Regions from separate parts of the Homo sapiens genome. Here all the other regions are linked to region 6. The links are chromatin loops, found by intact Hi-C in ENCODE. Cell type or tissue: PC-9. All regions are shown on one strand. Each heading gives the region's core, and the rest is flanking DNA. Links, peaks and the distances in the headings are about the cores only. Region 1 overlaps KCNMA1 (potassium calcium-activated channel subfamily M alpha 1). Region 2 overlaps KCNMA1 (potassium calcium-activated channel subfamily M alpha 1). Region 3 has its middle 4.6 kb from the start of KCNMA1. Region 4 overlaps KCNMA1 (potassium calcium-activated channel subfamily M alpha 1). Region 5 overlaps KCNMA1 (potassium calcium-activated channel subfamily M alpha 1). Region 6 overlaps KCNMA1 (potassium calcium-activated channel subfamily M alpha 1). Region 7 overlaps KCNMA1 (potassium calcium-activated channel subfamily M alpha 1).

Evidence for each region. Hi-C counts contacts between places; a loop is a spot of excess contacts. Peaks named below come from ENCODE experiments on the same cell type or tissue, not always from the same donor. Only the 100,000 strongest peaks of a DNase experiment are listed, where the experiment ranks them.
Region 1: it touches region 6 in a loop (5-fold over the local background); 9 of 110 quality-filtered maps call a loop at or near these places.
Region 2: a loop joins it to region 6, with 11 times the contacts of the local background. A loop is called at or near these places in 68 of 110 quality-filtered maps.
Region 3: a loop joins it to region 6, with 12 times the contacts of the local background. A loop is called at or near these places in 91 of 110 quality-filtered maps.
Region 4: a loop joins it to region 6, with 8 times the contacts of the local background. A loop is called at or near these places in 7 of 110 quality-filtered maps.
Region 5: a loop joins it to region 6, with 6 times the contacts of the local background. A loop is called at or near these places in 14 of 110 quality-filtered maps.
Region 7: it touches region 6 in a loop (2.2-fold over the local background); 2 of 110 quality-filtered maps call a loop at or near these places.

The regions. Positions count from the first base shown.
Region 1 is chr10:77,511,823-77,516,263 of GRCh38, reverse strand. The region is part of intron 1 of KCNMA1 (potassium calcium-activated channel subfamily M alpha 1); the gene reads left to right. Among named protein-coding and RNA genes, the nearest start is that of KCNMA1, 120 kb to the left of the region's middle. In PC-9, for the core only: no CTCF peak of the experiment used is centred there; DNase peaks (open chromatin) are centred at 1,983 and 2,123; H3K4me3 peaks cover 1,389 bases; H3K27ac peaks cover 3,251 bases.
Region 2 is chr10:77,176,853-77,181,293 of GRCh38, reverse strand. All of the region lies in intron 5 of KCNMA1 (potassium calcium-activated channel subfamily M alpha 1), which reads left to right. Among named protein-coding and RNA genes, the nearest start is that of KCNMA1-AS2, 38 kb to the right of the region's middle. In PC-9, for the core only: no CTCF peak of the experiment used is centred there; a DNase peak (open chromatin) is centred at 1,782.
Region 3 is chr10:77,640,195-77,644,635 of GRCh38, reverse strand. No RefSeq gene overlaps it. Among named protein-coding and RNA genes, the nearest start is that of KCNMA1, 4.6 kb to the right of the region's middle. In PC-9, for the core only: CTCF peaks have their summits at 253, 454, 2,431 and 2,644 (motif pointing right); DNase peaks (open chromatin) are centred at 455 and 2,655.
Region 4 is chr10:77,604,471-77,608,911 of GRCh38, reverse strand. All of the region lies in intron 1 of KCNMA1 (potassium calcium-activated channel subfamily M alpha 1), which reads left to right. Among named protein-coding and RNA genes, the nearest start is that of KCNMA1, 31 kb to the left of the region's middle. In PC-9, for the core only: CTCF peaks have their summits at 1,987 and 3,225; DNase peaks (open chromatin) are centred at 1,921 and 3,761.
Region 5 is chr10:77,503,149-77,507,589 of GRCh38, reverse strand. The region is part of intron 1 of KCNMA1 (potassium calcium-activated channel subfamily M alpha 1); the gene reads left to right. Among named protein-coding and RNA genes, the nearest start is that of KCNMA1, 130 kb to the left of the region's middle. In PC-9, for the core only: CTCF peaks have their summits at 2,195 and 2,398; DNase peaks (open chromatin) are centred at 1,439 and 2,649; H3K27ac peaks cover 3,714 bases.
Region 6 is chr10:77,389,823-77,394,263 of GRCh38, reverse strand. The region is part of intron 2 of KCNMA1 (potassium calcium-activated channel subfamily M alpha 1); the gene reads left to right. Among named protein-coding and RNA genes, the nearest start is that of KCNMA1-AS3, 41 kb to the right of the region's middle. In PC-9, for the core only: a CTCF peak has its summit at 2,222 (motif pointing left); DNase peaks (open chromatin) are centred at 1,233, 2,204 and 3,646; H3K27ac peaks cover 968 bases.
Region 7 is chr10:77,478,405-77,482,845 of GRCh38, reverse strand. The region is part of intron 1 of KCNMA1 (potassium calcium-activated channel subfamily M alpha 1); the gene reads left to right. Among named protein-coding and RNA genes, the nearest start is that of KCNMA1-AS3, 130 kb to the right of the region's middle. In PC-9, for the core only: no CTCF peak of the experiment used is centred there; DNase peaks (open chromatin) are centred at 2,635 and 3,028.

The DNA.
Region 1 (4,441 bases), core at 295-4,294, 120 kb before region 6:
AAGGAAGAGCAAGTGTGGCCAAGACCCAGGAAGGATGGGAGGAGGGTGGCTGTGGCGGGGCGGAGTAGGGGGGTGGGCTGTGGGTACTCTACATGATGGGGATTTCTTAAACATCTGTCAGACCCAAGAGACTGTGATCCTCTGAAGCCCCTGGATATGTCAAATTCATCTCAGTGGCCTTATGCACCCTTCGCATGCACCTGGTATAGGCCAGTGCTCAGAAAACATTTGCTCCTGGAGAAGTTGCTGGTTCAGTTCTGTGTGGAGCTGCTCTGTGTTCCAAGATCTGCGCTGGCTGCAGGGATAACAGGGATGGAAGAGAACCAGCCCTTCTCTTGAGGAGCTCCCTGCTAGTGAGGGTCAATCAAGTGCCTGGAAGTTGTGTGTGGGCATGCAGAGTGCATGATATGCCAGGTGCCGGGAAGCCTCCCAGCCCAGGGGCTGGAGGGAGGGGCACTGCTTAGTGGGCAGCTCTTTGGAGGAGCTGATGCTTGAACAGAGTCTTCAGGAAGGAGAGGAGTTAGCCCTGGGTGGGGAGGCAGAGAAGGAAAGAGACACTGAAAGCCGAGGGGTGAACCACAAATATTTGGGAAATGGCACCAGCAAGGTGTACAGCAGGGGTTTCCAAAGAGTTCCTGATTCCCTCCTCAAAGTGATGGGAGCCACACTTCCTGGCTTATCAGTTGGTCCTTGCCCTCTGGCTGGTGCTGTGTGTCTGAGAGGCAGCCTAGGAAGACCTCTCTGGGGAGAAGCAGAGAAAGATAGCGACCTCTGAACGTGCTCCCCAGAATTCAGTCACCCCATCCTACCTATGAGAGGGGACAAACTGGCAGTCTACAGGTGTGTTTGGTTTAGCCCATGTGGCTTCATTGTTTTTTAATTTTTTTTTTCATCAATTGCCTATATTTACAAAGGAGATTTTGGATAAAAATCTGGATTGCTAGCTGTTTTTGAAAAAATAAAAGATTGAAAATGTACCTTTGTGTGCCTGTGTCCCCTCATGGTGATGATTGGTTTGGGCAGAGCCATTGCACGCTCTCCTTTCCCCCCCATCCCCCGGTGCTGAATGCAGCACCCCTCACTCACCGTAACAGGCTGGCTCCTGTAGACACATGACCTTGGATCCTTTTTTGGATTAAGGAAGCAAACATGTAGGATTGTGCTTCTGCAAATTCTCAGAGATGGCTTTTGAGCCCTTAAGCTCTTCTGGGGCATTCTCATTTCTCAACTAGAGCTAGCGGGTGAGAGCCCTCTCTCTGTTTTCATCTGCTGCAGGACAGCTGGACTTCACTGTATCTCATAAAGAAAAGGAGGTGGGGTGGGCAGGGCCCTAGGCTGTATTACTGGAAAAAAAACAAAAAAAAACAAAACAGGCAGTAGCTCCTGGTTTCTGTAAAAATGGTGTCTAGACGTGAGTGAAGAGGCAGAAGGTCAGAGGGGATTTGGAAATCTCAAAGGCTGAGCACAGAGCGCCCACAGGTGCAAGGAGAAAGTACAGGGCCAGGGCCAGAGATTTCCTTTCTCTTGTTCCTCAGCTTATTCTTACCCTATTCCACCCACCCTGCCACTGCCAGGTGCTCAGCGAGTCTTTATTGAAAGAGAGATTATTAATATGGTGAAATGTCTGAGATGGTTCTCTCTCCGCATACCCAGTAATACAGGGTCCCTTTGGCTTGTGGGAGTCACATGTGGCCATTTTCAGTAGTTGGGAAGCCTGGGGGCCAGCTGGGAGTTGTCACTGCGTTGGGAATCTGCCTCCTGGGCCTTTTTATTAAGGCGTGGAGTTGTGTGCTGTTCTCTTACCTCTGGTCCCTGCTTGGAGGAAGAGGCTGAACTTGTACCACCTGGGCAAGCCAGTTTGCTGTGACCACACATGGATTAGGTGCCAGATGACCACCTGGGGAATGTGCCAGTCAGGCAGCCAGGATGCAAAGTGATTCGCTTCCCCCTTGCCAGTATTTTCTAGGGCGTGGTGTTTGCCCGCATCTTCTGGTGAGGCCTGGCTATCTCTGAGGGGCAGACCAGCACACCTGTGGGTGCAGCAGCTCACAGGAGTCTGTTGGGCGGCACTGCCAGGCCCTCGGGACCCTGAGTAAGGTCTGACGCATCAGGGCAGGCAGAGGGGAGGCCACATTTCGCCTGCCACTGATGTTAGCGGGGAGGCCCCAGACCCAGGTGCCAGGCGGGCAAATTGATTTTTCAGCCTGCGAAACTTCTAAAGATAGGCACGGGTGGTGCTCTGTGCTGGCACTGGGAGTGACAGGCCATCTGTGAGTCACAGTCCCGCCCGCTGGAGGAGTGCAGGTCCTGGGCAGGCAGCACTGCGGTGAGAGGGGCCCAGATGCAGGAGGGGAGGGCTAATGCAATGAGCTTGAGTCAGCCCTGCTTGCCAGGCCAGGATCCTCCTCCCAGGCCGGCACCAAGGAGAGTGTTCTACTGCCTGGCTCCAGGAAAACTGCTGCTGCCTGTAATTTATGCAGTTTCTATGGCTGAGTGGAGCAGACATGGCCTGAATGGATCATTGGAGTGGTTTGTGCTTCCCTCGCCCTGTGGCCTCACATATTTAACAAAATTGGTTGCTTGGTTTATTTCTTGAATCATCACTTGAAATCTCTCAGCTTCATTCTGAATTCCTCATCCCTCTTCTCCCCTTGTTTCCTATTTTCTTTGAATTATTTGGCTGGCTCTTTTTGATATTTGTGACATTATCTTACATTTATGCAGCACTTTACAGTTTGCAAAGCTCTTTCACATACATTATCCAGGCAACACATATTTACTAAGCTCCAAGGCCTTGGAATAAGTGCTAGGCTCCCGGGAGGCAGCAGTGCATTCGATAGCTACGGTGGCTGCTCTCAGGGAGACAGTGATAAGCTACTGCTAACTTGTAGGAAGACAATAGCGTGAGATGATGCTGAGGGTTTCTTTGTGATGGATGGGAAAAGCCTCTCCGAGGAGAAGACATTTGAACTCAGAGGAAGCCAGCCAGGAGGAAATTTGGGGGAAGAGCGTTCCACGTAGTAGCACCAGCTAGTGCAAAGGCCTGGTGGCAAGGATTAGCTTGCTTGTTTCTGAAACAGCAAAAACGCCACTCTGAGTGGAGTTTAGGGCATGAGGTGGTGATGGTGGGGGTGGGGGAAATGCTGGGTAGGGGGAGGCTGGCAGGGGCCGTTTTTCAGGGCTTTGTTGGCCATGGTGAGGAGCTTGGATTTCCTTCTCAGTATTAGGTGACATATTGGAGGAATTTAGGCAGCCACGCGTGTGATCTGGTTAACACTGGTGAAGTTCACTCTTGTAACAGTAAGGCCAGGGAGTAAGGGCAGGAGTGGAAGCAGAAGGGCCCCTCAGGCCACTGCACTTGTCCTGGTGGGAGTTAATAGTGGAACGGTGGCTTGGACTTAAGGCTCAAGTCGGATATACCGTCTCAGTCCTTACTATCTGGAAGTCCAAGATCATGGTGTTGACAGGGTTGGTTTCATCACAGGCCTCTCTGCCTAGCTTGTAGGTGGCTGTCTTCTCCCCATGTCTTCACACTGTCTTCTCAGTGTAAGTCTGTGCCCTAATCTCCTTTTCTTATAAGGGCTCCAGTTATATTGGATGAGGGCCCACCCTAATGACCTCATTTTAACTTAATTACTTCTTTAAAGACCCTGTCTCCAAATACAGTAGATGCCCTTATCTTTAGGGGTTACATTCCAAGACCCCAGTGGATGCCTGGAACTGCAGATGGATAGTACCGATACCTGTATATACTGTGTTTTCTCCTACACAGGCATATCTGCAATAAAGTTTAATTTATAAATTAGGTACAGTGACAGATGAGCAACAGTAATGAATAATAAAATTGTGCAATTATAACAATATACTGTAATAAAAGTCATGTGACTGTGCTCTGTCTCATTACAGAGCACAAAAATTCCTCATTGTACTGTACTGTGGGTAACTGAAAAAATGAAAAGTGAAACTATGGATAAGGGGGGACTGTGGAGTCCTAATTAGGGAAAAGGAGTCAGGCTGGTGGGACCAGGGGAAAGCAAGAGATAAAGCAGATAAGCTATAAATCTGCCTTTCTTCACGTCCAGAGAATTTAAACAAAAGAGAAACCAGATAAGTTACAGGTCTGCCTTTCTTTGTGGCCCAGGGCATATGGCCCAGGATATATGACCCAAGACATTTGGCCTTCATGCCCGGATAACATACATAACTCCCGGGCTTCCTGCTCACCATCAAACACCTCAATTTATCAAACATCCAGGCTGACAGAGGAATGCAAGTTAAGCTCCCTGCTGCCTTGGCATTATCAATCAGCCCAAGTTCCATTCTCTAAAATCTGCAGCAAGCTTTTGTCTTCTGGAAGTTAGCTTCTCTCAGGCTAACTTGCCCATTGTCTCTCAGGCAACATATTTCCCCACTTTCTCTAATAAATCTGCCTTTCTTGACC
Region 2 (4,441 bases), core at 191-4,190, 210 kb after region 6:
GCCTTCTTCACTGAGCTGTGCTTAATTACCCTGTGCACTCGAACAACCACTTTGCTTTTCTGGATCCTCAGTTTTCTCATCTGAAGAATGGGGGTTTAAATGAAATTACCTTCTAGTCCTCACACTTCATGAATCTGCACTTTCTGCCAGTGTCCATTGTCTCTTGGTCCCCTGTGGGCCTGGGTGATGGAAGGGCTCCCTGGTGACTGTGGTGGAGACATCCTCCTCTGCAGTGAGCAGAACATGCCCCCGGTAAAAGTGTGGAGCCCAGCTTCCTTGTGGTGAGTGACACGTTCCCTGAAGCATTTTAGGGCCAGGAGTTCTGGTATGCTTTGAAATCCATAGCCTTCCTGTGGATGATTTAATTCTGATTTTTGGAGATATGTTGTGATCTCATAAAAAATCTATTGGCACAAACACAGAATGGGGGTGAAAAAAATTGAATAGGAAATAAAAGAGGTGGAAATGAATTTCTAATGAGATACATCTTTGTATCAACTGTGGTCGCTTTCCAAAAGAAATGTGCTCTAAATGTGCTTCCATTTGTATATTAATATTTATTGAGCATCTACTATATGTCAGGTACCATTCCAGATGATTGGGAAACAACAGTGAAGAAATAGAGTCCTATCCCCCTACCCTCCTATACTGCAGTGTTGGGAAAGCAGGAAACACTGAACCTAATAAGGAAGTAAATGATACGGTATGGTTAGGAAGCATAAGTACTATTGAAATTGAACACATAGAACAATAACCTTTTGGGATATGAAATAATAATAACAAAAATAAAAAAACCTCTTTCCTCTTGTAGGAGAAAGCACCTTTAATGAAATGCTTTAGGTTCTTTGGTAGCGAAATCTCCTTGGGTGAAATCTAAAACTGATCTCCCTGTTATGGAAGAGAATTCAGTACAATAATATTTCAAGGAGGTTCTCATCTGACTTAATACATGGGTTATTACATTGTGAAACAACCATTGTACCAATGAGCTTCCAGAGAGAAAATGAACATTCCCATGAGATATGACTTATAAAGGAGAAGAAATAATCCCATTAAATAGGGGCATTTCAGGCATGGCTGCCCTTCTCCTGGAAAGTGGAAGGGTGCTGCCTTTTCTGGCTGAGGTTTGGGATAAGATGCAGGAAACCGAAGTCTATCCCCATTCTCCTGCACAAACTTTCCTGGCCCTGCTGAGGGTACAGGACTGTGCGGTAGCTGGCTCTGTGGGAGATAAAAACCAGAGTGAATGCAGGGTCCCTGCCCTTACCTGTCCCAGAACGCTCCCCACACCGTGTTTAGTTTTCAATTGTCGGCATATGATTGCGTGTTGTATAGTACAGAATATATTCATTGTGCAGATCATCCTAGTGCATGTAACGGTGTACTCATAGAGACACTACTATGTAGTCAGCTCCTACTGTGTGATGGGCACTCTGGAAAGCCCCTCACAGACACGGACTCACTTAATCCTCAGAGCAAACCTATGAGGCAGGACTTGTCATTTCCCCATTTACAGATGAAGAAACTGAGGCTAAGAGAGATTATCTTGTCCAAGGTCACATCTCCTGGGAGTGGTGGGAGGGGTGCATTCCCCAGTATGTGGTCTGACTTTATGTCCACACTCTTCCTCTGCTCTTCTTTCTGTGTCCTTACCCCTTGAATGATTTGGAGTTGTGAGGCCTGGGTTGGGAATGACAGGGCTAGTTTTGCTGTGTTGTGTTGGCATCCCTCCATCGGTGCTTACTCATAAAGGGCTTCACTCCAGGCAGGAAGAGAGGGAAGAGATCTTATTTAAGACTCCGTGTTCTCCTGGCTCCTCTTTCCCCCTCCTCCTTGCCCACCTCCAGTTTCTAGAAATGCCAGGAGGACCAGAAGAATGCAGAGCTAGCCTGGTGTCTCCCGAGTCCTAGTGCCCCTCAGCAGCTTGGAGATCCGACCTGCTCCATCTGGGACAGAGAGACTGGGGCTTAAGAACACCCCGGATATTGGCGCAGAGTAGATTAAAGCTCAGCTCTGAGCTCCACCAACTCAGTCCACATCTTGGCTAAACTGTTTGCTGATGGGTCGCTCAGCATGAGCATTTTATCTGCCTCAGGCTCAGTTATCTCACCTGTACAATGGGCTAATTACAGCACCCACCTCATAGGGATTCACCGAGGTAATGTGAGTAGCACAGCACGTACTTCATACGAGCTTAATGAACAGAAGCCAGGATTACCTCGGTCTCTCTTTCTAACCTACCCATCATATTTTAAAGCACCGCAGGAGAAAACAAACCAGAACAGAATAAAAAATAAGGCAGCGGATGTGAGGACAGTCATGTCGGCAAGCAGCAAGACGCTGCTTATTTTAATTCCTGTCCCCACCCACCAACTTATTCATTTTGTTTCCCTTACAAATCCAAACCTCACTAAAATAAATGCACCTTGAAATGAGAGCTTTATCTTATTTTGAGATTTGAATAACATGCTCCAAGGAGAACTCATATGTCCGTCTGTCTCATTCTCTTTTGGGAATGTATCCCCAAGGTAGGTCAATGGGCTGTGCTGCCTCTGTTTGTGTGTATGTTTTTTTGTTTTTGTTTTTGTGTTTTGGAGTTTCGCCCTTGTTGCCCAGGCTGGAGTGCAGTGGTGCGATATTGGCTCGCTGCAACCTCTGCCTCCTGGGTTCAAGCGATTCTCCTGCCTCAGCCTCCCCGATAGCTCAGATTACAGGCACTTGCCACCACACCCAGCTAATGTTTGTATTTTTAGTAGAGACGGGATCGCCATGTTGGCCAGGCTGGTCTCAAACTCCTGACCTCAGGTGATCTACCCGCCTCAGCCTCCCAAAGTGCTGGGATTACAAGTGTGAGCCACTGCACCTTGCCTGTGTGTATGTTTTTGTTGAGGGTGATCTTGTAGGATTTAAAGAAGGGAGTAGGAGGAAAGTAATGATGCACTCACCAGCCAGTTTTCTAGCCCATTTTTATTACCTACTGTGTGCTCAGCACTGGGATGAGAGGAACACATGCCGGGCCACCCTGTATCCTACTGGTACTGTGATTTCCAACACCATCCCCTGTTCTTTGACTGATGAAATCGGCATATGATAAGGGACCATGGTCATTGGAACCATGATTGGAAAACTATAAACTTGATTCTATTGTCTGTATCAGAACTGGCCTTAGACCTTAAACCTTAAAACCTTCAGTAAACTCTGCTAGAAAATAGAAAAATGAGTTAATGCCCAATCACAGGGCAGTTGCAATGATGTAGGGTATCTGCTTATAAATATATGCCCAAAATAGTCCTTTTTTTGTGTCAGAAGGCAATAAAAACAGGATTATATAAAAAAAGCACAGGTGCTTAAAAACAACAACAACAAAAGGACAAAACATTGTTCCTGTTTGAGACTAAAGTTTCAATCTCATTTTGGAACCAAAATAAACACACATGCAGTGACAGCAGGTAACACTACCCACTATATAATTAAGCCCGTAATTGCAAGGTACAGGCTGTAAAGGCCATGGGAGTTCAGAGGAGTGAGAGCTCATGTGGGTGGGAGAATGAGGATAGGCTTCTGTGAGAGGCTGGGGCTCAGTGGAGGCTGCAATGATGGGCTAAGACAGGGAGAATGAAGCCTAGTATGTGTGGAGCATGGTGTGTACCCACAGAAGCTAATAACAGCCTAGAGAAGAAAGTGGCCTTGCTACTGGGGAGGATGAGGCAGGAGGACCCCTGAGCTCAGGTGTTTGAGACCAACCTGGGCAACATAGTAAGACCCTGCTAAAGAAAAGAAAAAAGAAAAGAAAAGAAAAGAAAGAAAGTCAGAAAGAGAGAAAGAGAAACAGAGAAAGAGGAAGGAAAAGAAAAGGAAAGAAGGAAGGAAGGAAAGAGGAAAGAAGGAAGGAAGGAAAGAAGGAAGAAAGTGAAGGAAGGAAGAAAGGAAGCAAGGAAGGAAAGGAAGGAAGAAAGGAAGGAAGGAAAATAAAAGGAAGGAAAGAAAAGAAAGAAGGAAGGAAAGAAGGAAGGAAGAAAGGAAAGAAGGAAGGAAGAAAGGAAGGAAGGAAGAAAGAGAGAGGCCTTGCTGAGTGCCAAGCATCAGCCTCACAACCTTGCAAAATGGTGTAGAAGTTTTCTATTTCCAAGCAGTTCTGTGGGTGAGAAGTCCAACATGGGTCTCTCCAGAGGCTCTAGGGAAGATTCCATGTCCTTGCCTTTTCCAGCTTCTAGAGGCCACCTACACCCCTTGGCTCATGGCCCCTTTCTCCACCTTCACAGCCAGCAACTAAGGGTGCATCCCCACCTTGCATCACTCTGATCTTGCTTCCTGCCATCTCTTCTTTGCCTCCTTCTTCTACTTTTAAGGACTCTTGTGATTACATTGGGCCCACCTGGATACTCCAGGATACTCTTCCCATCTCCAGGTCAGCCTATCAGCAACCTTAATTTGCCTGCTG
Region 3 (4,441 bases), core at 152-4,151, 250 kb before region 6:
GGAGTAAGAAGTCAAGTCCTGGACTGCCCAGGCATTGAACTAGAGCTTTTGCAAAGATTAAATCAGGAATACTCTAAGAAAAGGATTAGAAAGCTTTTTGGTCTGTCAGTCAGGAAGACAAGTTCTGTAGCACTGAGGAAAATCTTTTTCCTTTTGGTGCCTTCTTCTCCCACTAGCAAAAATGGGTGGACTGATTTTTGCCCTGCCTACCTCCCAGAGGCAAGGCCCACAGTAGTGGTGTTCTGCTGGGGGGTGACACTGATCACAGAGAGGAAAGGGACACAGGAATCTGCAGAATCGTTATTCTGGAAATCCTGCAGAATGGTGGTGAAAGGTGAATTCTAGGCAGGGCATTGTGCCTGAGCTGTGCCTTCTTTGACCTAGCCATGGATGTCCTTTGGGGAATGAAGATGATGTTCTTGCAAGTTTGTATCTTGGCAGGCAGGTGGCGCAATGATTGAGGAGGATACGATGAGACCACAGCATTATTTTCTTCCAATGCACTGGCTTTGATGTGTTAGAAAAGAAGAGAATTACTTTGCGGGTAACATGCCCTGGCTCAAAGCTTCTTCATCACAATTGGCTGATCTGAGGCCAGTGACCTGGGGCAGGGCTGGGAAGTATCCCACGGCCAGACTGACTGCCACAGGCACCTCTTTCCTACACACACCTGCTCTCCCGAGGCACTGGAGACAGGATGGAAGCATGTCAGTGGAAATCTTCTGGACATCTTTTTTGACAACTAGAAGTCATTTGCACACAGTTTTATAATTTATTTTAAAACATATTAAACTTTGGAATCATCTAAATGCCAGGAGTATGCCATCTACTGAAATGTTATCCAATTATCATTTTTTAAAATAGTGTTTTCCATGATATTTAATGACTTAGAGAAAATGCTAACAGTTTCATGTTAAGGGAAAATAGGATAAAAGTTAGATGTTTAATCTAACCCTAATTTTGCAGAAATACACACCCAAGGAAAAGGTATGAGATAAATATATAAAAATATTAATAGTGGTTATTTTGGGGTGGTAAGATTCTATGTGACATATTCTTTTTTCTTGTCACTGACTTGAAGCTTATATGAAACTTTTATATTCCAAAGTTTATAATACATATGAATTATTCTTACAAGCAGAAGTAAATATAAAATAAATATCTATAAAAATGTAAGCATGTGAAAGCTTGTTCTGTAAGTCCCACTCTCCAGCATTATAAATTACAAACAGATAAATCACTTCAGAGGTAACAGACTTTCCTTGTCGTGCCAAGTAACCTGGCAGAGCTAAGCCTCAGTTTTCTCACCTGTAAAGTGGGAAAATAGCTACAGCCTTTTTTTTTTTTTTTTTTGAGACAGAGTCTCGCTCTGTTGCCAGTTGGAGTACAGTGGTGCGATCTTGACTCACTGCAACCTCCATCTCCCCAGTTCAAGCAATTCTCCTGCCTCAGCCTCCTGAGTAGCTGGGCTTACAGGCATGCGCCACCACATCCAGCTATTTTTTTTTTTTTTTTTTGAGATGGAGTCTCGCTCTGTCGCCCAGGCTGGAGTGCAGTGGCGCAATCTCGGCTCACTGCAAGCTCTGCCTCCCGGGTTCACACCATTCTCCTGCCTCAGCCTCCCAAGTAGCTGGGACTACAGGCATCCACCACCACGCCCGGCTAATTTTTTGTATTTTTAGTAGAGACAGGGTTTCACTGTGTTAGCCAGGATGGTCTTGATCTCCTGACCTCGTGATCCACCTGCCTTGGCCTCCCAAAGTGCTGGGATTACAGGCGTCAGCCACCGCGCCCAGCCAATTTTTATATTTTTAGTGGAGATGGGGTTTTGCCATGTTGGCCAGGCTGGTCTCGAACTCCTGACATCAGGTGATCTGCCCGCCTCAGCCTCCCAAAGTGTTGGGATTACAGGCGTGAGCCACCGCGCCTGGCCACTACTGCACTTTTTTACTTCACAAAGAGACTGTGAAGACCAAGGGTGGTTAGAAAGAGGGATACTGCTGACTTTAAAAGAAAACACAGTGGTGATTCAAGGAAGGGCAGGGTTACTGGTGGCAGTAACAGTTGAGATCTGACATCAAGTCATAGTAATAACATGAACTTTGTTAGCTGCCTTTATCCACAACAGCTTATATGCTGGTAGGACTGGTAACTAGATAATTCATACTGTTGAAGCTGTAGGGTTTTGTTGTTTTTTTATCAATTTTTCTTATTTTTTTAAGTGACAAAAAGTGTGTTTATGGTGTACATGATGTTTCAAAATACACATACATTGTGGAATGGCTAACTTAAGTAAATTAACACATGTATTACCTCACATACTTATCATTTACCTGTGATGAGAAGACTTAAAATCTCTCAGTGGTTTTCAAGTATACAAAAAAACATTGTTTATCCACAGTAGTCACCATGTTGCACAATTAGATCTCTTGAAATTATTCCTCCTGTATAACTGAATTTTTGTATCCTTGGACCAACATCTTCCTGATCCATGCCTCCTTCCTACTCCCTGTAGTTTTTTTTTTCCAGCAGGGTTTTCCTCTTGGAATTTTCATATCTCAAATTTCAGACTGTTAAATTAAGTCCCTTTTTTGAACATTCATGAAATAATGTCATGTGCCAGGAAAATCCACCAGAGGGCGCTAGATCATTTAAAGAGTCACCACCTGGCTTCTCCATCGCAAAATCGCGAAGATTGATGTCAGAGTATTGGAACTAGGTCCAGGTTGGAGGAAAAGAAAATCCATTGCACATTAATTGCGATGCTGGCCAACATTTTAGCAAATAATCTTTTTTGTTCTCCTTTTACCTTAGTCACTCTGCTTTTTTAGTATGTATGTTTATGCACTTCCTTTTACTTCTTTTAAATCAGTTAGGACTGTTCAGATTAGAATATTTAAGCTTGAAACCTCTGATTTGCTTTGAGAGCTGCCATAGACACACATGCACATGGTACAGAGGCTGCCCTTCTCTCTGGGAAGCTTTTGAATGAATTTAGAAATAAAAATAAGGCTCGTGGTGTTTTCAGAACAGAGGGTGAAGTTTCTACTTCTGTTGAGACTTTCAGTTCTTGTGCAATGGACCTCAATTTCCAGCCTGCAGACACACCTACATTAGGGGAAGATGTGCTGGGCTTAGAGTGCTTCTCTATACCTTTCCCATTTCCAAGGCTGTCCAGGGACTGGCAAGAAAAGGAGTGGTGTTGGGTAGTCAGAGAGCTCATTTAGGCTGGAGGGGCTCTGCTGTGCCCTGGAGTCTGGCCACAGTCTGGCTGTGGACATGCTGTGGACAGCATGACATGCAGGCATGTGCACATACAATTACGAGCTCAGGGGTCAGAAGATCTGGTTAGACTTGCCTGTCCATTTTTGGGGTCACAGTAATTATAGTTAAGATCTGTATAATATTTCCTTCCTTCCTTTTTCTTTTTTCTTTCTTTTCTTTCTTTCTTCTTTCTGACAGTTTCACTCTGTCATCCAGACTGGAGTGCAGTGGTGCAATTTCGGCTCACTGCAACCTCCGCCTCCCGAGTTCAAGCGATTCTTATACCTCAGCCTCCCGAGTAGCTGGGATTACAGACATGTGCCACCATGCCCAGTTAATTTTTGTATTATTAGTAGAGATGGGGTTTCACCACGTTTGCCAGGCTGGTCTTGAACTCCTGACCTCAGGTGATCCCACCGCCTCAGCCTCCCAAAGTGCTGGGATTACAGGAGTGAGCTACCATGCCCAGCCTTCTTTTTCATCCTCACATATAACCCTTCGAGGTAGGCAGGGAAGTTTCTGGCTTTATTTTGATTGTATAAATGAAGAAACACATCAAATCAAAGATACCTAAGGTTCCTTTTAAGTTTGAGGTTCTGTCTGTGCAGAGCCTTTTCCTAAATTTGTAATGCCAGGGGCCAAGTTTTCTGGAAGTGGTGCAAAAGTTTGTGAACAATGTGGAAATGGCCAGAGAGAACTGGGCAAAGGCCTGGGAATGTCTATTTCTGGTGGATGGTAGCACTCTCTCAGTGCTTACCAGCCAGGCCATTCAGGGAGGAGGTGAGAGACTGGGGATTGTAGGAAGGAAAGGATATTGACATCAACACTGAGAGTTTCTGATGATTCCTGACTAAGCCGAGGCTTTGGACAGCACAGAAGTTGCTAAAAGCTTCAATCAGCAGAGGCAGGGGTGATGAAGAGAGCAGGAGATGGCATCTGAGGGGCCTCCAAGCACCCTCTCCAAAGATGCTGAGGTGATGAAGGTGATGATGGAGGAGAAAAAGCTATAGATCCTGCAGTTGGGGTGACAGAAGTCACGGCCATCGGCTGCTTACCAGTAGACCCCAGACTGGCATTTCAGGGGAATCCAGGCTGTAGGGAATGTCTAAGAAGGCCCCAGAGGGGATTTGCTGGTTTGCAAAATTTCAATTTTGTGGGTGAGGGAATCCATTCTGGA
Region 4 (4,441 bases), core at 339-4,338, 210 kb before region 6:
ATTTTAACAGGTGTGAGGTTATAACTCATCGTGGCTTTGATTGTGTAGCCCTGATGATTAGTGATGTTGAGCACCTTTTTATATACCTGTGGGCCATTTGTATGCCTTCCTTGGAAAAATGTCTATGCAACGGTTCTTTTTGATAGAGATGTTAAATAAAGCAGTTCTGGGCAGAGGGAGATCAATGCAAGTGTCTATAACAGGCTGAGAGTTGATTCACTGGTGAACAGGACAACCAAGGTCCCTGCCCTCAGAGGTCTGAGCAATTCCATCATCAGTGACTAGATTGAACAGATAATCCCCTCTTACACACGTATATGCACACTTCAGCCTGGAGTGTGATGAGAGACTATGGACTATAATGCGTGTGTGTGTGGGGGTGCATCCTCTCCTTGGCCGGGGCTCAGGGAAGGCTTCCCTGCAGAAATGAGACCTACAGGCCCGGCATGGTGACTCATGACTGTAACCCCAGCACTTTCAGAGGTCAAGGCGGGTGGATCGCTTGAGCCCAGGAGTTTGAGACCAGCCTGGGCAACATGGCAAAACTCCATCTCTACGAAAAATACAAAAAATTAGCCAGGCGTGGTGGCACATCCCCGTAGTCCCAGCTACTCTTGAGGCTGAGATGGGATGATTGCTTGAGCCTGGGAGGTGGAGGTTGCAGTGAACCAAGATTGTATCATTGCACTCCTACCTGGGCAACAGAGTGAGACCCTGTCTCCAAAAAAAAGAAATGAGATCTACAGGATGAAGAGGCATTAGCCAGGGGTGGGTGCAGGGGGACGTGCAGAGGAATGGTGTCTTTGAAGACTCTGAGGCTGGAACAAAGCTTCATGGAAGGAATGAGAGCTGGAAGGACGGGGAGGACTTAGGCAGAAAGCAGCATAGTCCAGGCCACAGGGACCCTAGGAAAGAGGATGGAGGAAAGAGGATGACAATATGTTACGGGAAGGCAGGGATGGGTCTCTTTTGTGAATTACTTAACCCCTAATGGCTAGCAGTGTTGAGCAGGAGAAGGGACCTCTCGAGTGGCTGAGTGTGGGTGTCAGTTTTCCCTTGCTGCTGTAACGACCACAAACATAGTGCCTTAAGATAACACAAATATACTCCTACAGTTCTGAAGGCGAGAAGTCGGAAATCAGTTTCCCTGGGCTTTTAAAGTCAAAGCGTCTGCAGGGCTGGTTCCTTCTGGAGGCTCTGAGGGGCAAGTCGTTTTTCTTGCCTTTTGCAGCTTCCAGTAGCCACCTGCATCCCCAGTCTTGTGGCTTTCTGCTCCGTATCCAAAGCACATTGCTCCATCTCAGTTTCCATCATCACATCTCTTACTTTCTCTTCTGTGTCAAATCTCCCTCTACCTCCCTCTTTGAAGGACCTTTGTGATTGCATTTAGGGCCCACCTGGATGATCCAGGCTAATCTCTTCATCTCAAGGTCCTTAATTAAATTATGTCTGTAGAGTCCCTTGTGCCAGTTAAGGTCGCAGTCACAGATTCCAGGGATGAGGACGTGGACATCTTCTAGGGCCATGATTCAGCCCACCTCAGCATATAGATGAATGCCATTTTTATGGGAATCAGTGAGGCATGCTAAGCAGGAAGCAATGCCTTTTGCAAGCAGAGGTAGGAAGATCGGTCTAGTCCGTCAGCTGGCACTGGCCAGGCTCCACTGTCCATTATCCTCCTCACCTGCCCTAATCTTTCCTTTATTGCTCCTAAGTGATACCACGTAGCTTCTTCAGTCTCAAATCATCCTACTCAGACCCTTTTCTGACATTCAGAGCCTTCCTTATCCCACAGTTCTTTCTGTCCTTTTCCCTTCCTATCTGATAAATCCTTGTGAGTAGTTGACAAAAGAGTGCCTGAAGATGTCAGGGCAGAGGCTCACTTCTGGTCTGTCTAGTTGGGTGAGTCTGAACTTGAGGCCCCAGGGCTTATTGGAGGCAAACTGAGTCATGGAGAGGGAGAGTACAGTAAGGCCACTACCAAGGGCTGGCTGCAGAGGGTGCAAGGGTTGCACGGGTTTTGGGGTTGTTGGCTTCCCCAGAGGGGTTCTTTGTATGGTGTCAAGGTGCCTGTGGGCATTAGGTGACTAAAAGGACTGAACACGATAAACTCTTGGTGGCTCTTCCTGCTGCAGGAAGGGAATACTCCAAGTTCCCAGAGGAGACCACCCAGTGATGGAGTGAAGCTGCATCCTTGGCTCCCCTCAGCTCAGGACCCTCAGAAAGGACTTAGGAAGACGGGCACTGCCAGATACAGACGTCTTTCTGGACTCTAGGAAGGGGTGCCTTTTTTCTTTTCTTTAAGAGATAGTCTCACTCTGTTGCCCAGGCTAGAGTGCAGTGGCATGGTCATAACTTACTGCAGCCTTGAACTCCTGAGCTCAAGTGATCCTCCCACATCAGCCTCCCAAGTAGCTAGGACTACAGGTGCGCACTACTGTGCCCAGCTAATTTTTTAATTATTTTGTAGAGATGGGGTCTTGAACTCCCAGCCTCAAGCGATCGTCCCCTCTTGGCCTCCCAAAGCACTGGGATTACAGGTGTGAGCCACTGTGCCTGGCCAAAGATGCCTTTTTGAGGGCCATGAGGGGTTGCTGCTCTGGGTCTGGGCATTTCTCTGGAGGAGCTGCTTGTACAGCAATGATTGTCCCATCCCTCCTTTTAGTCCCACAGGTCAGAGTGGGACTTAGGACAGTGGGACAGTGGGACCCAAAACTTAAAGCCAGCCTGGTATTTCAGCAGTATTATCTGTTACCTAGAGAGAGGCTGATGCAGGGGTGTCTGGGAGGCTGGAGGGCTGCACCAAGGGTGGATGGCAGAGCCTGAGCCATGGGTCTAGGCCGCAGCACTGCCATGCGGCTGGGAAGATGGTAGTGTGTGGGTATAGTCATGGGTGTTGCGGCTTATCTGCACCTGCTTGCGTTCAGGCAGAAGCAGGGTAGCGTGGCATGGTGAGGACCATGGATTCAGTTCCAGCTCGGCTGCTGATAGCTGCATGACCTTGGGGAAGTTGCACATCCTCCATAAGTCCTAGTTTTCTATAACATGGGCATCCCTGATGTAGAGCATTTGTGCAGTTGTGTGTAAAGGATGTGGCAGTTAGGAAGCACCTACCAAGTGTGAGCCATTTCTGTTGTCATTGCCATGTATCAGCCAGCCTGAGGGCCTGCAGGGCCTGGCCTGGGATGTGGGAAAGCTTTCCAGAAAGGGAGCAGGAGATGGCGCCCTGTCACCTCCCTCAACTGGGCCAGAGTGTGGGGAGGCTGCTCGGGGCTTGCTCCTTCTGAAACACCCCTGACGACTGTCCCAGCAGAGGAGGGAGGCTGCCTTGGAAGCCTGGCTGCACTGTGTAGGGAGGGTACCCAGCAGAGGGCTGGGAGGTCTCCAGGCCCCTTTGAGCACTGACAGCCCATCATCTGACCTCTCCAGGAACCCACGAGAAAGCATGAGATGAACAGACAGACTTGGCTTGAAGCTCACTTCCTAGTTGTGTTACTCCTCAGGGCCTCAGTTTTGCCGCCTAAAAGATGGGAATCACGTCCCACTTGCCGGGTGCTTTGAAGCTCAGGAAAGATGAAGCATCTCTTTTAGAGGCCCTCAGGGCTGCAGGCACCATGCCAGCTCTTTCCTGTGTTACCTCCTTAACCCTCTTCAAGGAGGGCATCCGGGACAGTCCCTGGCAACTAGCAAGCACCCAACACAGGGCCCTTCTTACCAGGTGGCCTCTGAGGACCTTTCAGCCATGTGCCCCTGGGCTGCGGCTGGGCGCGGTCCTTGGGAGGGATGTCCCTCTGTGGTTCCTGGAAAGCCCGGCAGCTGGCTGCTTTGTTCTGGCCACTGGGTGTCTGCTGTTAGGACTGCGGGTTTTATGGCTGTTTCCTTGTGCTCAACCTTTTATAGGTGACCCTGTGTTTTTTGGAGCCACACCTGATGGGGGCCAAGGCCTTTGAAATGTTCCAGAGTCTTTATGGGCTGCAGCGGCATATGGTGGGTGGCCCAAGCTGCCTGACAAGGAAGGGGTGGGGGAGGGTGGAGGCAGGGAGGCCAGGACCTGCATTTCCAGGTGAGCCTGAGACCTCAGACGGATGTGTTGTTTTTCTAGTTGCCTACTTAGGTCTACTAATCTTTAGGAAGGAATGATAGCCTGGTTTATGGGATATGACATAAGTTTTTCTAAAAGGGACCTGAGATGAAGAATTAGGCAACTCTTTTTTTTGGGGGGCGGGGGATGGGGTTTTGCTCTGTTGTGCAGGCTGGAGTGCAGTGGTGCAATCATAGCTCACTGTAGCCTCCACCTCCTGAGTTCAAGCGACATAGGTGCACACCACCATGCCCAGCTAATTTTTTTTAATTAAGTAAATTTTTTGGGGGTAGAAATGAGGTCTCATTCTGTTGCCCAGGCTGGTCTTGAACTGCTGGCCTCAAGTGATCCTCCTGCCTC
Region 5 (4,441 bases), core at 115-4,114, 110 kb before region 6:
GCACTGGGACAGGGCTGATTGGCACTCTGGCCACCCAGGAGCGTGGAGCCTGCCTGCAGGAAAGAACAGTCAGTTCATGGATAATCCCTTGATATTGGTGCTCTGGTTCTAGTCCAGAGATTTTTATCAGGGCTGACTGCAAGTTCAGCTCTGGGATGGGGCAGTGGGGGTAGTCTGCTGAGCTGGTCAGACTGAGCTTCCTGATTCGGTCCTCAGGTCATTTCAAGGGAACACATTGGAAAGTCATCTCCACGTTGCTCTTCTCCATTGTACGCAATACAACATTTTAAGGAACAAACAGTACCTTCTTCCTCATGAACATTATTCTGTTTAACAGGGAGCCAAACGAAGTTGCAAGAGTCCTCATTTTCCCATGGTGTTCCATAGAGCTGTTTGTATTTTTAATAAAAAACTAATAATTCAGAGGCTGCAAAGCATTTGTTTTTAAATTTAAAAATGTTTTATAGACTATGGAAACAAAAGTTTGCTTCCCCTGCCCATTTGGGAAACAGAGCACTGCTCTCATTCTTAGGGGACAGCATACACATGGGTCTGGGATGCATGGCCTGCTCCTCTGGAAGGAAGTTTTGCCATGGGCGGCTGGAGGGGCTTCAAACACTGAGCCAGAGAGAGGGTTAGGAGCTGAGGGCTTCATAGGAACATCTGTCTTTTACTCTCTCTCTTCATATTTCAAAGCTCTCTCTCTCTCCCTCTCTAACACACACACACACACACACACACACACACACTCTCTCTCTCTCTCTCTTTCTCTCTCTCTCGGAACATCTTTCTCTCTCTTTCTTCATATTTCAAAGCTCTCTCTCTCTCTCTCTCTCCCTCTCTAACAAACACACACACACACACTCTCTCTCTCTCTCTCTCGGAACATCTCTCTTTCCCTCTCTCTCTTCATATTTCAAAGCTCTCTCTCTCTCTCTCTCTCTCCCTCTCTGTCTCTCTCCCTCTCTAACACACACACACACACACACACACTCTCTCTCTCTCTCTCTCTCTCTCTAGGAACATCTCTCTTTCCCTCTCTCCATGTTTCAAAACTCTGTCTCTCTCTAACTCTCTCTCTCTCTTTCTCTCTCTGTCTCTCTGATAGATGCATACAGATTTGGTATTTAAAAACATCAACTCTGACTGTGTTCTTGGTTTCTCTCTAAGTATAAGAAGCCAACAAGGCTCCTTGAAGATTCCCTCTTTTGATATTAGAATGATCTTGAAAGGAGCTCTAACCATACCCAGAGTAGGGGGGCTCCCTTAGGTTGAACCCCTAGATGTGCTGCAGCCAGTGGGGAGATGCTGGAAGAAACAGATTGAATCATGGACCTGCCCATCAGGGTCATCTGAGGAGTCTCACTGTTGGTGGTTTCAGATCTTCCAGAAGAAACTCTAATTAGCTCTACACAAGAGCCAGAGGGGTTAGTCACCAAAGAGTGATTCACCCCATCACTCTTTGGTGAATTTAACCAAATTTAAATGGTGATAGGGAATTCCTTTTACAATTCCCTAAGAGGAAATGAGAGAAAGAGTTGGTCTTTCCCAAGCAGCATGGTTTTCAGGGACTTGCTTCTCCTGGTGCCTTCTCTAGTCAGTTGCCAAATCCTCGTGGCTCAACTCTTCTCCACTGCTGCTGTCTCTTTTCTAGTTCAGGCTTCCATTGCTGCTTGCTTGGACTCTTGCAGTACTCTTCCAGCTGGTCTCGTGACTCTGTCATTTCTGATTAGTCATACATCTTACTACCCACTTAAACTTTCTAAATGTTAGCTAATTACTTCACTTTCCTCCACAAATACTCTTTCATGGCTCCTCATTAACCAAAGGAAAACAAAAAGTCCAAACTTCTCTTCTTGGTGCTCAAAGATCTCCATCATTCCTCCCTGTGTTCCTGGGCTGCAACCCACATAACTAGTCACCCCTATCTCCTGCCTTATGTGGGAGTTCATTTTATCTTTTCTGCTTTCTTGTCTGTGTATCCTGAAATTCCACTCATTCTTCATGGCCTGGGGCTAAAGCCAGGAAGCTTCTGTTTTTGATGTTCTAAGTTAGAAGTAACATCTCTCTCCTCTAACTAATGAGCTTCCCCCCAACCAAAGCTTCTACCCCATTTCCTCTCTAATGGCACTAATCTTTTGTATCTTCTGTTAGGGTTTTTGGAATACTAGTGACATCTCCTAGAGCCTTGTAAAGCTCTTATTTGCCTTCAAGTGCCCCCCATTGCCAGGGCATGGAGCCTTGCACAGGGCAAATATTCAGCAATGTTGGATGAATAAATGAAGAGTGACCAAGGGTTGCCAGTGGTAGTCAGTCTTTATTTTCACCCCGCACTGCTATTTGCCCTGTACTCACTTGGACTGGTTCCTGCTGGTGAGAAACTTGCTACCCAGGTACCACTTATTTTAAGCACATTTATGCATTTCCAGGCACGTAGCAAGGGGGCAGCAGGTTAGTGATTCATGAGTAGGTGGAAAAGGTGATTGCCTTGAGAGCTGCTGACTCAGCCGCCAGCCGTTAACCCTGGTGCTCCTCTGGGCCCTGAATCAGTGAGTGGATGGCATGAATGAACAGATGGCCAAGGAATCTCAGGAGACCCGAGTCTCCTGGATTTGGACTTTCCAGCATTAGAGGTGCACAGCCCAGAGCCTCACAGGGAATGCTAGAAGCTGCAGTATAATCATGGCACATTTTCCTGGAGAACCAGTTCTTCTTGAAGGTTTGGGAATGAATATTATTTTGTATTCAATCACATTTGTCATGAGGAGGAATAAAATATGCATACATATTTTAAAAGATAAAATGCAACAATTTAAAGAAGCTTCCTGGCTGGACATGGTGACTCATGCCTGTAATACCTAGTGATTTGGGAGGCTGAGGCAGGAGAATTGCTTGAGCCCAGGAGTTCATTGCATCATAGTGCAATGAGCTATGATTGCACTACTGCAGTCCAGCATGGGCAACAGAGTGAGACCCTGTCTCTAAAAATATAACAAAAATAAAAAGATAAAATTTAAAATATATATAAAGAAACTGTCTGCTTGTGGAAGGCTTGCTTCAAATTCTAATCCAGACTCCCTGAGGTAGGAGGTAAAAGTTTCTTCTTTTCTGCCTTCAGGGCTGTCATGGGAAAGTTTGCAAGGATCTGGGCTAGTCTGGCACCCCTCTCGGTTGCTCGGTTCCCCATCACTGCCTTCCCACTCCATGGCTTCTCCTCTGCAGGGTGTAGACTATGATGAAGGTTACACTTGAAGAGCAGTGAAACAGAACTGGGTTCCAATCCTGCCAGCTGCACAGACACCATATCTGGAGGGTGATGGGGCAAGGGACATGCTCACTCTCCCTTTCCAGAAGAGATAAAGCCATATGGGCAACCTGCTATCACTGTGAAAAGTGAGTGGAATAAATTGTATAGTGAGTGAAGTGTAAGCTCATGGCGGCAGTGTAAGAAACACATTCTTGCCAGGCAGGCAGATAACCAAGAAAGGACAATTGGGAACACGTCAGCTGATGGAGATGCTACCCAATTGTATCCCTATGTGGAGAGACCCTCCAGCACCATATCCCAGCCACCTGCGCCCTGCCCCCCATTGGACCCCCTCTTCACTGTTTGCCAAGCTGAACATTGGACATGTCACATGTTCCCTCCCTCAGTGCCTGACTTACTAAACAGAAAATGCCCAGTGAAAACTTAGGTAAGATGTCGCACAGTGTTTGGCACTTGATACCTTGTTGCTAATATGGTGGGGACCCCTTCCAGCACTGAAAAATCCCGCAGCACTTGTGGCAGCTCAAACAGAGAATGTACCAGTCACTGGCTCCCCTGAGTTTCTTCAGAAATTGTTTAAGGAGTGCTGGATCCATGAGGGCAGAGGCTTGTCCCAGTCACTACACTGTCTCTACCTGCTGGAACAGGTGCTTAGTATGTACGCCTGCTCTGTGCTGGGCCCATGACTGCACAAGGACAGCTGACTTCAGAGGATTGCTCAGGATCACTGAGAAATTCATTTGGCAAAATATTGTGAATTTAATGGCCTCTTCAATTTGAAATAAAGCCACCCGGCTTTTTGAAATAGAGCTTCCTTTGGGAGCTTAGAACTAAATTCTTGGCTTCATAGAATGCCCTAGCTGGGTGGACGGAGAATCCCAACATATAGATGTATCTAGAATGTCAGAAGTGAAGTGATCTGTCTCTCCAAATCATTGGTGCTAGGGAGAAAGAGGTGAGCATGCTGTCTTTTTAAAGGATTCAACTAACTCTCAGAGCTTTGGAAGAAAGAAAAAAAATCCAAAATGTGTACTAGGTCAGTTTTTATTTGGAAGATGGATTTTATTGTTATATTTTTAAACTAGGAAGTCTCTTACCACTCCCATTCTCCTTCCCTGGCCTAGAGGGGTGGGAGTTCAGATCCCTGCAACATTTTAACCCAAAAAGCTCTTA
Region 6 (4,441 bases), core at 255-4,254:
TTCAGAAATCAACCCTCAGTTGGCTCCAGAGTGAGGAAGAGCCTCCTGGTCCAGGGACAGCCCACTTGATCCTGGCCACTCATCTCTGGCTCCCAGGCCCTCAGGGCTCTGATGGCAAGTGCTGGCATGGCTGTTTTCCCTCTCCTCTGAAGTTTCCAGGTGCATGTGGGTGCCTGCTTTGGCCTTCCATCCCATTGTCTGTCTGCCCATCCATCTATGTCCATTCATCCACCTGTGTGATCCACCGACATTGATTGGTGTTCCCTAGTATACAGAACTGAGCGTAGCACAGGTCAGTGGGGGCCTGGTAAGCAAGCAGAGCACTTGCAGCCTCTGTGCAGTCAGCAGCCAGTCCGGCCTGCTTCTGCCGGTCCTGTCTTGTCTCTGTCCGCTTTGCTTCAGTCTCTGTTGGGGCCTGGGAGTGAGAAACCCTGCCCCTTTGTCAGTGCATCATGATCTGAACTAGAGCTCCTACTCTTTTTTGATCTCCATCTTGCTCCTTGTGTCTCGTTCTCACTTGATTGGAACAAACAAGGAGGATGGGTGGAGCCCATAGCAGCCTCAAAACTCACTTCAGCTCTTGCATTGCCTCTCTCCCTGGGACACCCATCTTGGGAAGGAGCTGCTGTGTGTGGTGCGGCTGGGCAGTTGGAAGCCCAGCCTCTGCAGACTCCTGACTCCCAGCTCCATCTGTCTCAGGGGCTTGGCTTTTACCCTGGGCGAGTGGCTTCATTGTCTCATACCTCAGTTTCCTCATCTACAAAATGGGGACAATAATAGTCCCTGCCTCTTAATGAGTTAATGCATGTAAAATATTTAGAACAGTGCCTCTGACATGGTTAGTGCTTGATAAGCATGGTTATTATTATTTTTGTTATTGTGTGTGTGAGCCCGGTCACCATGTCATGGAGGAAATGGGCTGGTATGGAGACAGACGGGTCAGGGGGTGAAGAACAAATCCTTTTCTGGGGCAGGGGTAGAAGAACAGCCCTTGAGCCTCCCCAAACCCAGACATCTTCCAAGAGTGCTGAGCAGCTCTGGGCAGGGCCATCTGAAAGGCTCTGAATGCCCCAGGCAAGCCCTGGTTTGGATCCATCCAGATGATGATGTTTGCTCTGTGCACACACTTAATTCAGGCTTGTCCAGGCTGCGTCCTCTTTGCAGCTGGCTCATGCCAGCCTGACTCACCATTGTCAAATTGGCCAGGAAATTCTCACTTCATATAGCCTCCCTGAGCTGGCTGGGGACTGGAGAACGGGCTGGGCTCTCCCTGGAGCTGTACGTTGTGGGCGCATGTGTCACAGGAAATGCCTTGGCAGGACAACAGATGAGTCTTAAGGAAAAAGGGTCAAGTGCACTTACTGTGGTCTCCGTATCCACTTCTCCCTGGAGGTGGGGCGAGGCTGACAGGGCAGGGACAGGCTGGTTTCGGAGGGCACATCTGCACCAGTATTTGGGGAGGTGGGTTTGATGTACATTTTGACAGGTAGTGACCACACATTCATTGAAAGGAGATGGGAAAGCGTGTGAGGTCACCAGAAGATAAAGACCCAGATTCTACTGCACATGCGAGGCAGCTCCTCTGAGCTATTCCTCCATCCCTTCATCCATTCCTTCAAACATTCTGGAGCACCTGCTCGGGGTCAGATACTGTTCAATGTGCTGGACATATGTTGGTTCATTCAGCAAAAGCTGCAAAGTGCAGTCATCCAAAGTGTTGAAGGTGGAAATGTTATGCTTGCATTTTCTAGAATGATTTGGGGTGGCAAGGTTTCTGAAGTAGGGTTTAGTGATAAGTCAGAACCTGTGACCCATCTCTCAGTCCCTTGGACAGGCCTGGGAGCTCAGACATTCTAGTCCTGATTGCACATCCTGTGCAGTTCTGCAGCTGAATCCCAGGGGCCTGGGCAAATATGTGAGTAGTTGGTTTCCCTCCCTGCCTCCCTCCCTTCCCTCCCTTGCCTCCCTTACCTTCCTTCCCTTCCCTCCCTTCCTTTCCCTCCCTTCCCTTCCCTCTCTCCCTTCCTTCTTTCCCTCTCTCCCTTCCTTCCTTCCTCCCCACTGCCCCCTCCCACCTCCCCCACTCCTCCCTCCTCCCTCCCTCCCTTCCTCCCTCCCTCCCTTCCTTCCTCGCCTCATTCCATTCCTCCGTCCTTCCCTCCCTCCTTCCCAACCCATGAAAGCTGGCGCCCCCTGGAGGCATTTCAGGAAATGAAATGTCTGTATTTGCGGCTACTGAGTTGGGCTGGGAGACTTTTCTTACCCAGGTTTTCCCCCAAGGCCTTCAGAGGGTGCTGATGGCTTAGCACTCCGTTTTTGTCAGAAAAATATCCTTAGAGCCTCCATTTCAGCTGCGAGAAAGTTTGTTTAGCAGGGAGACTCAAAAATAGAGATGATGATGACAAAGTCATCAGCCTTTGTCGTTGCAGGGGAGTGCATGCTTGGAAAGTCACACTCGGGACCACACGCAAGCTGATGCTTCCAAGTTTAGTTTACGAGGCTATGTTTAGGAGGAGGCAGACTGACTCGTGCCTACGGGCCCCAAACAGCCCAATTTGGTGCACTAAAAGCCTCATTTTTAGACTCTGGGTCCAGAGTGAGGCTTTTTCCAGAAAAAAACAAACAAACAAACAAACAAACAAACAAACAAAAAACCTACTTCAGGGAAATGACAACAACAGAAAGCCACCATTTGCCCTAAAATTTTTATTGTAAAAACTATTCTCTCCTGTTTGAGTAGTGAGGGATCTAGGACATAACAGTGGCTTCTCTGGCTTTCTTAAGGAATCAGGGCACTTGGAAACTCAATTAAATGTACCCAAGCCTCTTAAGCACCAAGGCTATCTTTTTGCTCATCCAGTTAATTTCAGTTTGTAAAATTGGCCTTGTGCTGACATGATGGAGACGGGGTGAGGGTGGGAAGCCAGGGTCCTCTGTGAGCGGAAGCTTGCTTCTCTGTTCACAAGCCTCCAAGGGCACACATCCTTCCCTGGGGCATCAAGGGGGACCATTAAACCTGTTTGCACCACGTCCCTGGGAGAGCAAACTTCTGGGCCTTCCTTGTTTACTGGAGGTTGGTTAATTCGGAAGGTAGATGGACTGGGCATATTGGTTCCCCACTGGCAGGAGCAGCCCAGGATTCAGCAGGTTAACGCAAAGGATCGAGAAACTATCACCTTCCTAGAACTGTTCCCAGACTTTTAGCAAACAGGCTGAATTTTGACCTTTTTCCCATTTTTCTTTTTAATCCTCCCTCCCCACATGTTTTGTGGCTTTTGGTGAAATGGCTGTCCTAAGGGAAACAGGACAGTTCATTGAAAAGGAGAGAGAAAGTAAAGACCCCTTTCCCACACCACCTTCCCTCAGATGCAGCCTTTGCTTACACTAAAAATAGCTTGAAACAGAGGCTGAATCACAAAAAAAAAAGTGGCATTTCAGGGGACAGAGGCTGCCAGCTCCCTGGCTGCTGCTGAAGTCTGTTGGGTTTGTTGGTCTCTGAGCCCCGACTTGCCCAGGAAGGCGTGGGGTTTGGAAGTGTACTGGGATAGGTCCAGAACATTCTTTTTGTTTCTAGAGCAAGGGCCTGGTTGTGTCTGCCTTGGTTGGAGAGTCTGTCCAGAGCTAATTATATCAGCAGGCACTGATAGAGCCTCTGCCTGGTGTTATGCCTCAGGGGTGGAAAATCACTTCCTGCAAAGGAAAGGAGTTGTTTTCAGGAGCTCCTTAATCCCTGAGGCACCTGCATGGGCTCCCAGGGAAGCTGCCAGGAGGTTATTGTTTCCTCTGAACCATGAGGTGGGCAACTTGGTTTCTTGGCCACCTGAGATCTCTCCAGGAAAAAGCTCAGATCATCAGAAAGAGAGAAAACAGTTTACTCACCTTGGTCTATGCTGTGTGTCTCTCTGGCCCTTGGGGATTCATGACAGTGTTTGAGATCAATTCTGGATATGGGAGAAGAGAGGCAAGTCACTTACTTTTATCTGAGGAGCTGCAATCAGCAGAAACCTGGATACTAACCCTGGCTTTGCTATCACTTTTCTGGTTGACCTTGGACAAGTCAATTCCCTCTCCAAGGCCTCAGCATCTCCATAAATAGAGGGGGCCGCAGTAGTTTTTCAGTAGTTCGTTCCCTTGCAGCCCAAAATATCTTTATGTTTTCTTATCCCCTTCACTGTCCTTCATCAGCAAAGGCCACAAGTGTTAGGCTCACATCTACTGTGCCCTTGGCCCTGTGCTAGGCACCAGGAGAACTGCAAAAGGAGAGAGAATGCACTTTTCTTAGCTGCCAGAGTGATTGGCGTGAAGCAGAGTTCATCAAGGGGTGTCTCTGCATGGCTCTCCCATGGTTTTGCCTCCATTTGAAGTAAAATCTGAAACTGTGTCCCTGGCTTACAAGGCCCCGTGAGTTACGGTGCCTGCTTTTGACTCACCTCCAATGATT
Region 7 (4,441 bases), core at 249-4,248, 89 kb before region 6:
ATGCTGCATGACATTTGGGCATTTTGGGGTAGCTGAGACAAAAACTGCTGGAATTTCATTTTGAAGATAAGAAAAGGACTAGGAAAGAGAGCTTCTTTAGGCCAGAGGAGAACAGATTGAGGCTGTGAAGGACTCTTGGCTCCCAGCTCTTCTTGTTCTCTGTGGACTTTCAAGCTTCTGCAGGGAGACAGTGAACTGGGAGGAATATGTAGTGACTGTGAAGGTTACATGTGGCTGGAAGGGGCAGGCAAAAGGTCCCAAATGGCCCTGTGGTGCTTTAGTTGGCAGAGAGATGGACAAGTTGATCCTGCCCTTATGCCGTCTCATGCATTTGTCCAAAAGCTTTGTTTCTGCTGCGTGGTCAGAGACAGAAGGAGGAGGCTGCCTCCCCTTCCTGGGACCTGGATGTTTTGGTTCATCTGGGTTCCTTTCTGATTTTGTGATGCCCTAAGCCTCCTGTCCCCACAGCCCTTCTTTCCTTTTTGTAGATTCTCTTGCAAACTTACAAAGTGTCTGTAACCTTTGGCCCTGGGACCCAGCATGAGCAGCTTACTGGAGTCAGGACAGATGCACGTGGGTGCTGAGCAGAGCCCTGTGGAGCCTCGGCCTCTGGCCTCCTTGGCCAGCTGCTGCCCTGTCCCAGGGACAGTGTGGCTTCCCAGGGAGCACTTCACTCCAATCTCTGAGCCATAAAAAATTAAACTACAGGGCTATCAAATATTTAATCTGCCTGAATAATGAACATGGGCAGATTCTTATGAATTCTTTGCTTTGATTAAATAAAATTGAAGGATGGGAACTGTCTGCTTGGCACGTTAGCTGAAGGCAATGCAGGGTAGGCACTTTGTGCCAGGGATCTGGCCCTGAGTCTGGAAGAACCATTTGGTTCATGTTTCCTCACCCACTGTCTATACTTCAGTTGTGGATAGCCCTCTGGTCTTTATTCTTCTTACCTGTAAAATGGGGATAATAATGATAATACTACCTCACTTACAAGATTAACGTATGAGATTTATATCAAAAGCCTAGTACCTGGCACCTGTTAGTTTCTTTCTTTTTTTTTTTTTTTTTGAGACAGAGTCTCTCTCTGTTGCCCAGGCTACAGTGCAGTGGTGCGATCTCGGCTCACTGCAAGCTCTGCCTCCAGGGTTCACGCCATTCTCCTGTCTCAGCCTCCCAAGTAGCTGGGACTACAGGGGCCTGCCACCATGCCCAGCTAATTTTTCTATATTTTTAGTAGAGATGGGCTTTCACTGTGTTCACCAGGATGGTCTCGATCTCCTGACCTTGTGATCCGCCCGTCTCGGCCTCCCAAAGTGCTGGGATTATAGGCGTGAGCCATCGTGCCTGGCCAGGCACCTGTTAGTTTCTAAACAATTGTTAATATCATTCATTACTTTATTTCTAAAACAGCATGATTGAATTGAGCATTTCCTTGGACTTGGAAAGGTATGATTTTGGAGGAGGGTGAACCTGTGTAGGCTGTTGCAGGGAGTTCCTTGACATTATCAACTGACCAGTCCATCAACAAATTTATTTGTTCATTTATTTATTAATTCAAGGATGTTGGGTCCATTTTTCAGTTAGACTCTGGAAAGATAAGTGATTGGTCCTATCCCTTAAGGGAAATATGCTTTCATTGGAGAAATAACATGTACACGCTGTGTGTATGTGTGTGTGTGCACGCGTGTGTATGTGCATACACATGTGTATCTTTTTTTTTTTTTTGAGATGGAGTCTCACTCTGTTGCCCAGGCTGGAGTGCAGTGGCATGATCTCAGCTCACTGGAACCTCCCCCTTCCAGGTTCGAGATTCTCCTGCCTTAGCCTCCCAAGTAGCTGGGATTACAGGCGCCCGCCACTACCTCCGGCTATTTTTTTTTTTTTTTTGTATTTTTAGTAGAGACAGGATTTCACCATGTTGGCCAGGCTGGTCTCGAACTCCTGACCTCAGGTGATCTGCCCACCTCCGCCTCCCAAAGTGCTGGGATTACAGGTGTGAGCCACCGTGCCCGGCTGCACGTGTGTGTCTTTATGTGTTCACCCTATGGGGAGAGAAAAGGTTCATGAAAGTTGAGATTACTGTGGGTAGGGTTGTCAGGGAGGGCTTTGCCGGGAGGGGGAAGCTGCGCTAGGCAAGCTGTGGCTCCAGAGTCTTGGAGGCGCCTGTAACAGTCCCTGCGGTTTCAAAAGAATTCAGAGAGGGGAGCCATAGCCTGGTCTCCAAATGTGCAGCACCTTCTGGGCAAGCTTAGACTTAAAGGATATCATTGTAGATAATGATTTGCTTATTTCTTGCTCTAGGATATGGGGACTGTTTCTTTTTTTCTGGGATGCTTTAATAGGATAGTAAAAGTAAACGTGTCCCTGTCTGATGGCCCTTGGCTCAGCTGGAAGAAGATCAGCTCTGCTGCAATTTAGGAAGAGATAACTGGGGTCCATCACGTGGCTGGTTCAGACCAGGGTTTTATGACTGGGATTTGCCTGCTGGAGCCCTGGGTCACTGTGCCAGACTCAACCACAGGTCACAATCTGGAACTGGATCCTTGCTGCCAGATGGGAGGCGGGCAGGGCCAGCCCTATGCTGTCATTGGCCTGTAGCCAGCTCAGGTCTGGTGGCAAGTGAAGGACACATCCTGATGTCTGAGTGCCCTGCAATTTATTGGCTTGTGGTTTAGGGGTGTGGGGGACAAACACCAATGCCACAGTTGACATATATGGGCGTCGTATTTGGTGGGGTCAAGAGTCCGGAGGGAGGCGCATCCAGCTTCTGTCTTGGCTGCAGGCCAGGTCTGCCCATGAGACGGTTCTCCTCCTTAACCTATTCAATCCAATAATCGATGAGCAGGTATTTTCTGAGATCTGAAGTGTCAAGTACTGAAGACATCACCAGGCTTGGCTCCGTGGGACACACAAGGAATTATAAAGCAGGACCCCCTCATCCCCCTCAGGAGCTAACAGTCCAATTGAGGGAAGCAAGAGAGACAGACGCACGTGAAAGGTTAAACAACTTGTCCTAGCCTGAAAGACAAGACCCGTGGGAAACAATTCAGGAAATGTCACCAGGCAGCATCTTCTTAGTGCTGCAAAGATCTGGAGGAACGAATGACCAGCCGGGGCACAGGGGCGAGGGCTTAGGCTTCTGGGGTCCGGTTACAAACTGTGACACCTTGGCCACCTGGGTTTACCTGTGTGAGTCCTGGTCTCTATATCCCTCAGATGGGCACAGTAAGACCTGCCTCAGAGACATGGGGAGGATTTAATGAGACAATGTGTATAGCACATTGCCTGACGAAGGGGAAAAACCTCACTGTGATAGTTAATTTATTGTCATTGGCTGCAGGGGCCAGAGAGTCTTTGGGGAGGCTCTGCTGGTAAAGGCTGAGCCTAGCCTTGTATTGCTCATCTTTTGGATAAGGTAAGGATGGAACCTTTGTGAAGAGGAAGACTGGACACCTCCTGCCCCCTCCCACTGTGGTTTGAGTGGATTTTATCCCGCATCTGTTGTTTGCCTGGCATTGGATGGCCCTCCACACCAGAGAGCTAATGCCTGCCTTCATCACTAGTGTCTCTGTCTCTTTGTTTCATCAGCTTCTTTATGTGAAAAGAGAGAAATGATCTCTGTCTCTTTCCAAATCCCAGCAAGGCTGAATAATATCTGTGGATATTCTTTTCTATTTCTTAATACCCTCGCATTGCTTATGAAAATCCTATGGGCACATTGTAAATTATCTGCAAAAAACAGCAGAGTGCAAAGAAGCAGAAATAAAACCTCCCATAATCACAACAGAAACATCTACTACTGTTCATGATTCGTTTTATTTTCCCCCAAATATATTACTGTGCATTTTTCTTTATAATGCCGAGATCCTAGAATATGTGCGATTTAGTGTTCTGCTTTTCTTCTTAACATTACGTTATCAGCATTTCCAAGTGACACTGGGACTCTATAAACATATTTTAAATGACTATATCTTATATGGATGCTCACTCCTTTTCCTTATATTTGCTCTTTACTTTTTCCTCTTTTTTGCTATTATAAATAGCATTGTACTGAAATCCTTCTGCAGGGTTATGTACATTACCTCATTGGTTTATTTATTTAACAGACTTTGAGTATCTACAATGTGCAATACAATGTGCTTTTAGTTCTGAGAGGAAACCATCTGAAATAGCAAAAAGAGACATAAATGAAATACCTCACATGTAGAGTTTTGTGATACTCTTTTTTATAGTAAGTATACCTGGCTTGGAGTAACACTGTGGGCCGGTTAATTGTTCTGGGCCTGAATTTCTGCATCTTTAGTCACTAGATGGTTTCTAAGCTGCCTCTTGTCTCCAGCACTCTGTGGTCCTGACTGCAAATGTAAGAATCACCGTAGCATTCATCTATCCTTGTGACTCACTAGGGCTGTTTGTGTTTGGAGCATTCCTGGTGCAC